3 separate regions of the Homo sapiens genome follow, and regions 1 and 2 are each linked to region 3. A link is a contact called in ENCODE Hi-C or POLR2A ChIA-PET data. All regions are on one chromosome and are shown on one strand. The core of a region is the stretch at or near the end of the contact, and the rest is flanking DNA. Distances in the headings are between cores, read along the strand shown. Region 1 holds the start of FNBP1 (formin binding protein 1). Region 2 overlaps FNBP1 (formin binding protein 1). Region 3 holds the start of NCS1 (neuronal calcium sensor 1).

Evidence for each region. Hi-C counts contacts between places; a loop is a spot of excess contacts on that map. ChIA-PET counts read pairs that join two places held with the same protein, here RNA polymerase II (POLR2A). Pooled maps may share reads with other maps.
Region 1: a loop to region 3 is called in a pooled map, with 2.3 times the contacts of the local background. The contact joins the promoter of FNBP1 here to the promoter of NCS1 in region 3. A Hi-C loop is called at or near these places in 1 of 168 maps with a recorded cell type or tissue (sigmoid colon) and 1 of 50 pooled maps. POLR2A ChIA-PET finds 5 or more read pairs at or near these places in 3 of 52 experiments (A673, WTC11 and activated CD4-positive, alpha-beta T cell).
Region 2: POLR2A ChIA-PET joins it to region 3 with 19 read pairs in PC-9. The contact joins the enhancer-like site here to the promoter of NCS1 in region 3. POLR2A ChIA-PET finds 5 or more read pairs at or near these places in 3 of 52 experiments (H1, K562 and PC-9).

The regions. Positions count from the first base shown.
Region 1 is chr9:130,041,821-130,045,131 of GRCh38, forward strand. It overlaps FNBP1 (formin binding protein 1), which reads right to left and starts at 1,369. Exons shown (of 17, transcript NM_015033.3): 1 at 1,132-1,369. The coding sequence starts at 1,155. RefSeq lists silencers at 732-891, 1,072-1,631.
Region 2 is chr9:129,987,198-129,990,914 of GRCh38, forward strand. All of the region lies in intron 2 of FNBP1 (formin binding protein 1), which reads right to left. Among named protein-coding and RNA genes, the nearest start is that of FNBP1, 54 kb to the right of the region's middle. RefSeq lists an enhancer at 1,774-1,823 and a silencer at 2,573-2,867. Within about 2 kb of position 1,939, at least 9 of the 41 ENCODE cell types and tissues checked have a DNase peak (open chromatin) inside an H3K27ac peak, as active enhancers do.
Region 3 is chr9:130,170,365-130,173,779 of GRCh38, forward strand. NCS1 (neuronal calcium sensor 1) reads left to right here and starts at 2,040. Exons shown (of 8, transcript NM_014286.4): 1 at 2,040-2,363. The coding sequence starts at 2,300. RefSeq lists enhancers at 1,154-1,942, 3,404-3,415 and a silencer at 2,017-2,106.

The DNA.
Region 1 (3,311 bases), core at 119-2,618, 130 kb before region 3:
TCTAACCTTGTTTTATTTTGATATGAGATTTCTTGGCCTCATCTCAGATAGCAACACCACCCTACACTTTCTCCTCCACACCCTTTGCAAATAGAATTCCAAAAGGTAGTTCAGGCACTTTAGAGTTCATCCTGGGAAATGGCTCATCTTGAGGGCATTTCAGTGCAGTAACTGAGATTTCGTCTGCTCCTTCCCGGGCCGCCGCACTGCCCATCCCCTGCCCAGTGATTTCCCCAGGAATCCGGGGACGGCAGGAAAAGAGCTCCATCCACAGCCAGCCCCTCGCCTTTCCGGGGACGGCCCTCAGCCCTGAGGGCTGCCCGTTTACCGTGCGCATCCCCCGGCCAAGCATCCCCGCAAGGCGCCCCTCACCGCCAACTTTCCCCACTGGAAACTATTCTCCGAGCAACCGTTAAAGATCATTGACCCCGCGAACGCCTCTTCCTGAGGTAGATCACGTAAGATCTCTCCCTAACTCCCACTTTCCCCTCCAGACCAGACGTCGCAGTGCCCACATCCCACTCAGGATTGAGCTACCCCGAAAGAACAAGTGCGCCCGGAGCCGCCACGGGCCAGAAGTCCTCGCCTCCAGAGCGAAGACCGCACTCTCGCCCCAGCACCCCAAAACCCGACCCCCGGCGCTCGCCCCGGCCGCCCCGCTCCCGGGGAAGTGCCCGATCCGCCAGCGCCTCCGCGGAGCCAGGACAGAACTCGCGGCCGGGGCGCCCCGAGACCCAACGCAGCGCCGCGCAGCCGGGGCCTCCACGCCCCCACGCCCGGTCCCGGCCCTCCCCGGGCATCCGCGGCTCGCCCCGGGGGATTAGGGCTCGGCCCGACACACACGGCCCGCTCCGGGGCGCCGGGGACAGGGAGGCCCGCCCGCGCCGTTCCTCAGGCCGCCGGGGACCCGCACCAACTCCCCTCGCCTCCGAAGGACAAGCCGGCCCGCACCTCCTGCTCGGGCCAAGGCGGACGAGGGGCATTGGAACCCCGCCTCCTCCCCAGGCCGCGAGGACCCCGACCAGCGCGCCCTCGCCTCCGCCCAGCAGCGCGGCCCGCGCCCCCTCCCCAGGCCGCGGGGAAACGCAGCGCGCGCCCCGCATCTGCCCGCGGGCCCAGCCCCTCACTCACCCAGAGCTCGGTGCCCCAGCTCATGGTGCAGGGGACGCGAAGGGGCGCTCCGCGCGGCGGGCGCGGCTCTCTGGTCCCCCTCCCCGGCGATCCCTTTGCCCCCCGAGATCCCCGCGACGGCGGAAAGCCCGGAGTCCGCGCGGCCTCCTCCGGCTCGCAGCTCCTCGCCCGGGGTCTCCTCGGCGGCTCCTCCTCCCCGCCGCTCCACAGCAAAATGGCCCGAGGAAGCAGCAGCCGCGGCCGCCGCAGCGCCCGCCCGCCCTACACCCGGAGAGCGGGGGAGGGGCGGGAGGGGAGGGGCGGGGCCGGTCTGACAGCTCGCGCACGCGCGCCCGCCCCACCCCGGCCCGGCCCCCTCCCCCGGGCTCCCCCGGCCGGGTCCGCGTCGCCCTGGGGTCCGGAAGGACGCGGAGGGAGGTGTGAGGGACGGCGGGACCCGGATCCCTAGGACTCCCCCTGCCAATCTGGTAATGACTTCTTAGTGACCACTGTCTGCTCGCAGTACTAGCGCTTGCCTTGGAACGCGGCAGGCCCTGGGATCACCGATGCTCCGCCGCGGTCTGAGATCGCTCCCCTGCGCGTATCGCCGCTCTGGATTTAAGGACAATACTTTCCCCTGGCAGCCATGCGCGCCGAGCAGAGTCAGCCCGGGAGGCTCTTTTCCCACCGCCCGAGGGAAGCCCGAGAGTCCCGCAGGCTGGCGCGGTGGGAGTGGGGCGGTGGTAACTGCGCGCTGTGCGAATAGAGACGTCGAGGCAAGCGCGACGGCCTCGAGTGGCTAGGGAAAGAATCCAGGGGCGTGCACCCAGTGATTTCCAATCTCTGAAACCAGTGATTTCCAACTTGTTCAGCCAAGAAACTCTCAGGCGTGAAATCACGTTACCGCCTAGTGGGTAAAAGCAAAGGCGTGGGGTACACAGATAACTTGTTTGGTTCAAATCCAGCCTCCCGCACGTGCTGGCCGGGCGGAGGCGGACAATTGCTCCACCTCTGGAAGCGCAGAGCGCAGTCCACCAAATGGAGGCAAATAACGTGTCCATCTCACTGCCCGGCGGTGAGGATCAGGGGTGGGCCAAGGCCGAAGGTTGGTAAACCCAGCGCTCATTTTATCAGCAGACGGACTCCCTCTCTATATATCCAAAGGTCTGCACAAATGTTCCTGACAAGCTATGGAAAATGTTTGGAATTCCAACTCCTGAATCACTAGCCCTTTCCCCACAGCTTATCTTTCTCCCTCGGTTAATGCTACTACTGGATCCTTTTCTGAGAAACCGTGCGACTCCCAACATGGGCCCCCAGTTAAAAAATATTTTACGATGATGCATTTCTCCAATCCCACCCCACCATTTTCAACCTGCTTATCATTCTCCTCCATTAAAAGGTGGAGCTAACCCGGGTCTGGTGGCTCACGCCTGTAATCCCAGCACATCAGGAGGCCCAGGTGGGAGGATGGCTGGAGGCCAGGAATTTGAGACCAGCCTGGGCAACATCGCAAGACCCTGTCTCTACAAAAAGAAAAAAAAAAAAGTTAGCTGGGCATGGTGGCATGCACCTGTGGTCCCAGCTACTTGGGAGACTGAGACAGGAGGATCGCTTGAGCCTAGAAGGTTGAAGTTGCAGTGAGCCATGATGGTGCCATTGCCCTCCAGCTTGAGCAACAGAGCAAGACCCTGTCTCAAAAATATTAACAATAATGAATTAAAGCCGGGCATGGTGGCTCACGCCTGTAATCCCAACACTTTGGGAGGCAGAAGTGAGTGGATCATCTGAGGTCAGGAGTTTGAGAGCAGCCTGGCCAACATGGAGAAACCCCGTCTCTACTAAAAACACAAAAGTTAGCTGGGCGTGGTGACAGGGCGCCTGTAATCCCAGCTACTCAGGAGGCTGAGGCAAGAGAATCGCTTGAACCCGGGAGGCAGAAGTTGGAGTGAGCCAAGATTGTGCCACTGCACTCCAGCCTGGGTGACAGAGCGAGACTGTCTCAAAAAATAAAATAAAATGAATAATAATAATAAATTAAGAGGTGGAGCTACTAAACAAAAAACAAAACAAAAAAAAACCTCTTGCAGATAAACCTCCAACTCTACTTCCTTTGTTGGGCAGTTACAATAAATTTAAGTTGTCAAAACTGTTTTGGTCTGCCTTTTTTCAGTTACAACCCTCCCTTCCTGCCCACCCCC
Region 2 (3,717 bases), core at 689-3,188, 180 kb before region 3:
CATTTTCAAGCAAGAAAGAACGCAGGGAACACGTCCCAAGCTCTAACGAGGGGGAGAATATTCTTCCTTAATGCCAAGAGTCAAGGAGAGAGGCTGTTGTAGAGAGAAGTGCTGAGATGACTCTACGTTCAAATATAGAACCACGACAAATCAACTGAGGGCCTCGGGTTTCAGAACCCAGTCATATAACTCAACTAGAAGAAGGAGCAAAACATGTATATATTATTTTCCTAATCTTTTATAGCAGTGAGTCAATTGAGCCTGTTTAGAATTTCAACATGGAAGTACACACACACAATAATGACATCCTGTAAGTTTTTCATAATCTTTTTGATAAATTTTACCAAAGTTTAATATTTATTTTTTTGAGACAGAGTCTGTCACCCAGGCTGGAGTGCAGTGGCGTCATCTTGGCTCACTGCAACCTCTGCCTCCTGAGTAGCTGGGATGACAGGAGCGCCCGGCTAATTTTTGTGATTTTAGTAGAGAGACGGGGTTTCACCATGTTGGCCAGGCTGGTCTCAAACTCCCAACATCAGGTCATCTGCCCACCTCGGCCTCCCAAAATGCTGGGATTACAGGTATGAGCCACCGTGCCTGGCCTAAGAGTTTAATATTTAAAGCTTAGCGCATCCCTCAGTTTCACTTTACTGTCGTTTGTACTGTTAAATTTAAATTCATTTCTTTATATATATGATATATACGATATGCAATTTGTTGTATAATATGATTTCTACCTAGTTACCCTCTATATACAATGAGCTCCAATTAAAAACAGACCAAGACTTGAATGGTTCATTTTTTAAAACCATAAATGGCTCAAATGTATCAAAAGATGTTCAACCCCCATGCATACTAAGAGAAATGCAATTTAAGACCTAGATGTACCAGTTGTTAAGTAGCAAATTGACAAAGATCGGTTTGGAAACAGAAAGCAGCAGTGAGGGTGAGGTTGAGCAGGCCCTGTTACTCTGCTAATGGAGTGTCATGGGCCATAGTTTCTGGAAAGGGACTGGAGATCATGCCACTGCACTCCAGCCTGGGTGACAGAAACTGTCTCAAAAATAAATAAAATTAGGTTGTTCAGACTCAGAAAAAAAAATTATATTAGGAATTTCAACCTATACTACCTTGAATAGATAGTGACCTCAGGGGTTGGCAAACTTTTTCTGTAAAGGACCAGAAAGTAAATATTTCAGGGCCAGGTGCGGTGGCTCATGCCTGTAATCCCAGCACTTTGGGAGGCCGAGGCAGGTGGATCACAAGGTCAGGAGTCTAGGACCAGCCTGGCCAATATGGTGAAATCCTGTCTCTACTAAAAATACAAAAATTAGCCAGGCATGGTGGTGTGCGCCTGTAGTCCCAGCTGTTCAGGAGGCTGAGGCAGGAGAATCGCTTGAACCCTGGAGGTGGAGGTTGCAGTGAGCTGAGATTGTACCACTGCACTTCAGCCTGGGTGACAGAGCGAGACTCCATCTCGAAGAGAAAAAAAAAATTCAGACTTGCAGGTAAATGCATCTCTTTTGCAACTACTCAATTGCCAATTGTTTGCAAAAGTGGCCATAGACAATACACATGGGCACGGCAACATTCCAACAAATCTTTATTTACAAAACCAAGTAGTGGATGGATTTGGCCCATGCTAAGACCTGACCTACAGGAATCAAAGTCTCACGTTTATGTCTAAAATAAGTTAGCATTCTCCCCTGCAATGCAGAAAAAAAATATTTAATGATAGTTATCTCTCCCAAAGGCCACAATGATTTTTCAACATCATATTACTATTTCAACCAAGTATCTGTTGAATATTCTGTAGCCACACTGGCCTTTCTATTCCTTCTACATGTTCCCGTCTCAGGACCTTTGCACTCTCTCCCCCCACATCCTTACATGTCTGGCTTCTTTTTGTAATTCACTTCTCAAGTGATGGGTTTTCCCTGACCAGCCTAGCTCAGTAACCACCCCCACTTCAATCTCTATCACATCACTGCGTTTACATATTTGGAGTCATACATGCTATCTTTAAATGCTCGAATTCTTTGCTAATTTGCATGCAGTTCTGTTTTCTGCTGTGAAAGGTGAGCACTCCAGGTTCAGGCACTTCCTGTGTCTCGTTCATTCAAGCATCCCTAGTGATTGAAACTCGGCTGGCACCTTGTTGTTCTACTTTTTGTTGTTAAAATCTCATCAGCTCTCACAGGCCGGTGCAAACACATAATTCCCCATAAAGCAAAGCTGGCTAAATATCTTAGGCCTGTACCCTACCGATTCACTCACAATCTACAAATATTTACTGGGCACCTACTATGTGCCAGGCACTGTTCTGCACTATGACACATTAGTGAGCACAACCCAAAGATCTCCACCCTTAAGGGGCTTGCATTCTAGCTGAGAGGCTGCAGGAGACAATGCGCAGTAAATATAATACCCAGATTTCTCTGGGAAGGTTTGGGGAGATGTTATTCAAATGAGGCAAAATTGTAGGAGAAATAAGTTCAAGAGATCTATTGTACAACATTGTGTCTCCAGTTAATAACAATGTATTGTATACTTGAAAATTGCCAGGCCGGGTGCTCACACCTGTAATCCCAGCACTTTGGGAGGCCTCGGTCAGAGGATCGCTTGAACCTAGAAGTTCAAGACCAGCATGGGCAACATGGTGAAATTCTGTCTCTGCAAAAGATACAAAAATTAGCCGGGTGTGGCAGCGCATTCCTGTGGTCCCAGCTACTTGGGAGGCTGTGGTGGGAGGTTCACTTGAGCCCGGGAGGTGAGCCAAGATCGTGCCACTGCACTCCACCCAGGGTGACAGAGTGAGACCCTGTCTCAAGAAAGAGGGAAGGGGAGGGGAGGGGAGGGGTTGCTAAATTGCTAGAAGAGTAGATTTTAATGTTCTTCCCACAAAAAAAATATTAAGTTTGAGTAGTAATGCATATGTTAATTAGCCTGATTTGGGCATTCTGCAGCGTATACATATTTCAAGACATCATGTATACCATAAATATATACAATTTTATATACAAATAATATAGAAATACATATTTTGTCAATTTTCAAAACTAAACAAGAAAACTATATAAAATGGTAGAAAGTTACCAGTAATATAGGAAAACTGAAAAAGCAAAGCAGGCTAAGTGGGCTAAGGGACGAGGTGGGCCTCACTGAGCAGAAACTGGAAGCAGGAGAGGGAGTCAGCCACTTGGAGCCTGGGGAAGAACACATAGGTGATATCTACATGGAAGGGCTAGCGCAATAGCTCTCGGGTGAGGGGATGCCTGGCATGTACAAAAAACAGGAAGGAGGCCTCTGTATGGTTACAGCAGAGAGGAGGAGGAAGAGAGTTAAAACAGATGATGTCAGAAAGGTGTGGGAACCAGATTATACAAGGTTTTGGAGGACTTTCACCGTAAGGTTTTTGGATTTACTCTGAATGAAATGGGGACGCACTGGAATTTTGAACAGAGGAATACTGTAATCTGGCTGCTCTGTAGAAATCAGGGAATAGGGGATAGAGGTAGAATAAGGGAAACTAGTTAGTAGACTCATCATAACCAGGCAAAAGATCATGGACCACGTAGGCCATGTGACATGGACCACAGTGGCAGCAGTGGAGGTGATAACAAGTGTCAGATCCTGGATAAATCTGTAGAGAAGTCAAGATTTCCTGATGGCTTGAGCTGGGGAGTGTGAGTGTGTGAGAAAAGAAGGCAGACAGAG
Region 3 (3,415 bases), core at 790-3,289:
TTTCTCTTTCTTTTTTTCTCTTCTCTTTTCATGTGTGTGTGTTTGTGTGTGTGTGTGTGTGTGAGAGAGAGAGAGAGAGAGAGAGTCAGGGTCTTTCTCTGTCACCCAGGCTGGAATGCAGTGGCACAATGACGGCTCACTGCAGCCTCGCCCTGCTGGGTTCAAGTGATCCTTCCACTTCAGCCACCCGAGTAACGGGGAGTTAGGCATGTGTCACCAAGCCCAGCTAACTTTTAAAAATTTTTGTAGAGATGAGGTCTCCCCTGTCAGGCTGGTCTTGAACTCCTAAGCTCAAGTAATCCTTCCACCTCAGCCTCTCAAAGTGCTGGGATTACCAGCATGAGCCACTGCACCCAGCCTGAGCACCTGGGTTTCTAAAGGGCTTTAACTACTACTGCTGTCATCCAGCCAGGCCCTGGTTCCCGTGCTGGCTCTCCCTCCTCCCAGGCAGGATGCTCAGCACAGTCTGGTCAACTGTTAGCCCCCCACTGTGGGCCCCTCACTGCTGTCCACTCTGAGTTGGTCCTCAAGGTTGGGACATTCTGCTCCCAGGTCTACACCAGATCCCTCCAACTGGGCCCACCTCCTCTGCAGAATGAGCTCCCCAAGCCAGCAAGTCCATCCCCATCTGAAGACTTCCTGGGGCCTGGGGCTCAGCCTGGGCAGGGGCTTCAGGGGAAAGCAGGAGTGGATGGAGTATGCTTAGAGGCAGGAGAGATATTTGGGAGCTGGAAGGCACTCGGCCCTGCTCAGGGTTCCTCTGAGCTTTCTGGACCCTCCGAGGTTAGAACACTGTGGAAAGAAGGGAGAAAGAGACCCCACTCCTGCCTCATCCCTGCTAGCCCCGGGGAGGGCTGCCTCATCCTCCCCGCTCTCTCCCCTACCCCAGGGCCCCAGCACCGGGTGTCATTCTTTCCTCCGTCCTTCGCTCATTCACAGAGATTTGCTGGGTAACACCTCAGGCGGCCTTCTGGGTTATGGAGATGCCTCTGCCCTCTGGGAGGGTGTTCTCCCATGGAAGAGACAAACAGGATGCAGAAAACATAGGTGACGTTTGTGATGGATGTGAAGGAGAGAAACTAAAGCCGAAAAGGATAGGAGAGTTCTCAAGATATGATGATATGTTGGATGAGGTGGACCGGGAAGGCCATGCTGGACCTACCACCTGAACCACACCCCCCTACGCGAATCCACTGGCCTCTGTCCATTCAGGTGGAGCCTGTCACCCCAGCCTCGGCTCAGAGAAACAGCTCTGAGCAGCTCTGACCTGTCACTCCAGCAGCTCTGACCCATCACTCTCTGCTGAAGTCCTTTCATGGGCGCTGGTGGGCAGGGGCCCAGCTCCTCGGCGAGGGGCCTCTCCTGGCCTGCCCCGTGGGCCCTGCCCTTCTCCCAGGTCCCCTGTGCCTGCAGCCGTGCGCAAGCCCGCAAGCCGGGGAACTCTCCCTCGGGCATGCAGGCCTCCCCGCCTCTCCAGGTTGCCTGGGCCAGAACGCTTCTCCATCCACCTCCCTTCCTGACCCTGGGTTTGGAGGTCTCCTGCCCCCAGGCCGAGAGTAGGTGCTCCCACCGCTACCTGCCGCATCCCGCACAGCCCCCTGCCCGCCCTGCGAGGGCTGGGGCACTCCTGTCCCGTGGGCCGCCGTGTCCCCGGCACCCCATGAATCCGTGTCGAATGAATGAATGTCTCCGGGCCGGGACCTGGCCTCATTCACATCCGATCTTCCGGGCCCTCCCCGCCGCGGCGGGGGCCGGAGCGCCAGGGCTGGATTCGGGGAGGGGGTGGCGGGGGTGGCTGCCCCGCCCTGGGGCCGCGTTGAGCCGAGGGGACGCCCCTCCGGCTGGCTGGCGAGGCCGGGGTCCAGCTGGCGGAGGCCGCGGCCAGGCGGGTGCGGGGCGGGAGGTGGCGCCGGGCGCTGAGTGGCGGCTCCGGGTCCACCCCTGGCGCGCGGGTGCGGGCGGGAGGGGGGAGGCGGGAGGCGGGGAGCGCAGGGGCGGCGGCAGGCGGGAGGCAGCAGCGAGCATGTGCCGCGGAGCCCAGTAACCAGGGACGACCGCGGCCACACCGCGCCGGCGCCGGCGCCCAGCCCAGGCAGCCCCGCGCCGCGGCGCCCGGACCGCCCGGGCCTGCCCAGCGGCCGCCCCACGCCCCGGGCGCCCCGGCGCCGACAGCCGCGCAGCGCAGCGCGGGCGCCGCAGACAAAGGCGCGGCCCCGGCCCGGCCCGCCCGGCCCAGCCGCTCCTGCTGGGCGCCCCAACCGGGTCCGGCCCGGGGGGGCGGGGGCCGCGGCCGCCGAGGATGGGGAAATCCAACAGCAAGTTGAAGCCCGAAGTTGTGGAGGAGCTGACCAGGAAGACCTACTGTGAGTGCTCCCAGCCCCCAGCCCGCGCCCCGCGGTCACCCCCACACCCACCGCCCCCGCCCCCGCCCCCCGGACCCGCGCGCTACCCGCTCCGCGCTGCCGCCTCCGCTCCGTCCTCCCCGCCCGGCCTCCAATGTGGACCCCTCGGAGGTTCCCGGGCCGCGCCCCTGCCCCCCGCCCGGCCCCATTGTTCTGGCACCCCCAGCCCGGGGAGTGCGCGCCGGTCGGCGTGCGCGGCGCCACCCCTAGGTCCGGAGGGGCAGCCCCAGCCCCCTGGCGGCCCCCTCTCCGCAGAGCTGTCCCAACGGGCAGGGGCTGTTGCCAGGGTGGGGCGGTGGTCCCGGGAGGGGGCGCCCGGCTGCGCGGAGCCGACTGGCACGAGCGCGCGGGGCTGGTGATTCATGCATCACGATGCCGCCGCCGCCGCTGCTGCGAGATTGGCCTGTCGCCCCCTCCCTGGCCCCGTTCGTGTGGGGGGGGGGGTGGCGAGACTTGGCACAGCGCTCGTCGTGCGGTGACGGCGGTGAAGGGTCCCCGGCACCCTGTGGGTTGCAGCACTTACAGGCTGGATTCTCCCTGGCCCCATCTCTGTCTGCCACACCGGGAAGTGGGTTTCTACAGCCCGGGTCATCTGGGCCGCGTGTGATCATTAGCTGTCGCGGGCTGCCCGGAGGAGGATGGCCTGTCCTTTCTGGGCGTCTCCAGATCAGCCTCAGTGTGTCTCCCTCCACTTGCCTAACTTCACAACTCTGCAGTCCCCTTGCAGTCCTAGTTTCTCCATACCAGGCTTCCCCCTTCCCTGCAGCCTCTCCGGAGGTGCCCTGGCATACCAGGGGTTAATGGTAATGGGTCCAGACCACCCAGGGGATTGCCAGAGGGAAGGCTTCAGCATCGGGGTCTGGAAGGACCTCTGCCTGGGTGTTTGACTTGGAAGGGGACAGTGGTTCTGGGCTTGGGTTGGAATTCAGAACCCATCCCCGGGCAGCTGCGTGGGCCCAGGCCCTCTGCACCACCCCTGGAGGCAGCAGCTTGACCGCCAGCCCCATGTGTTG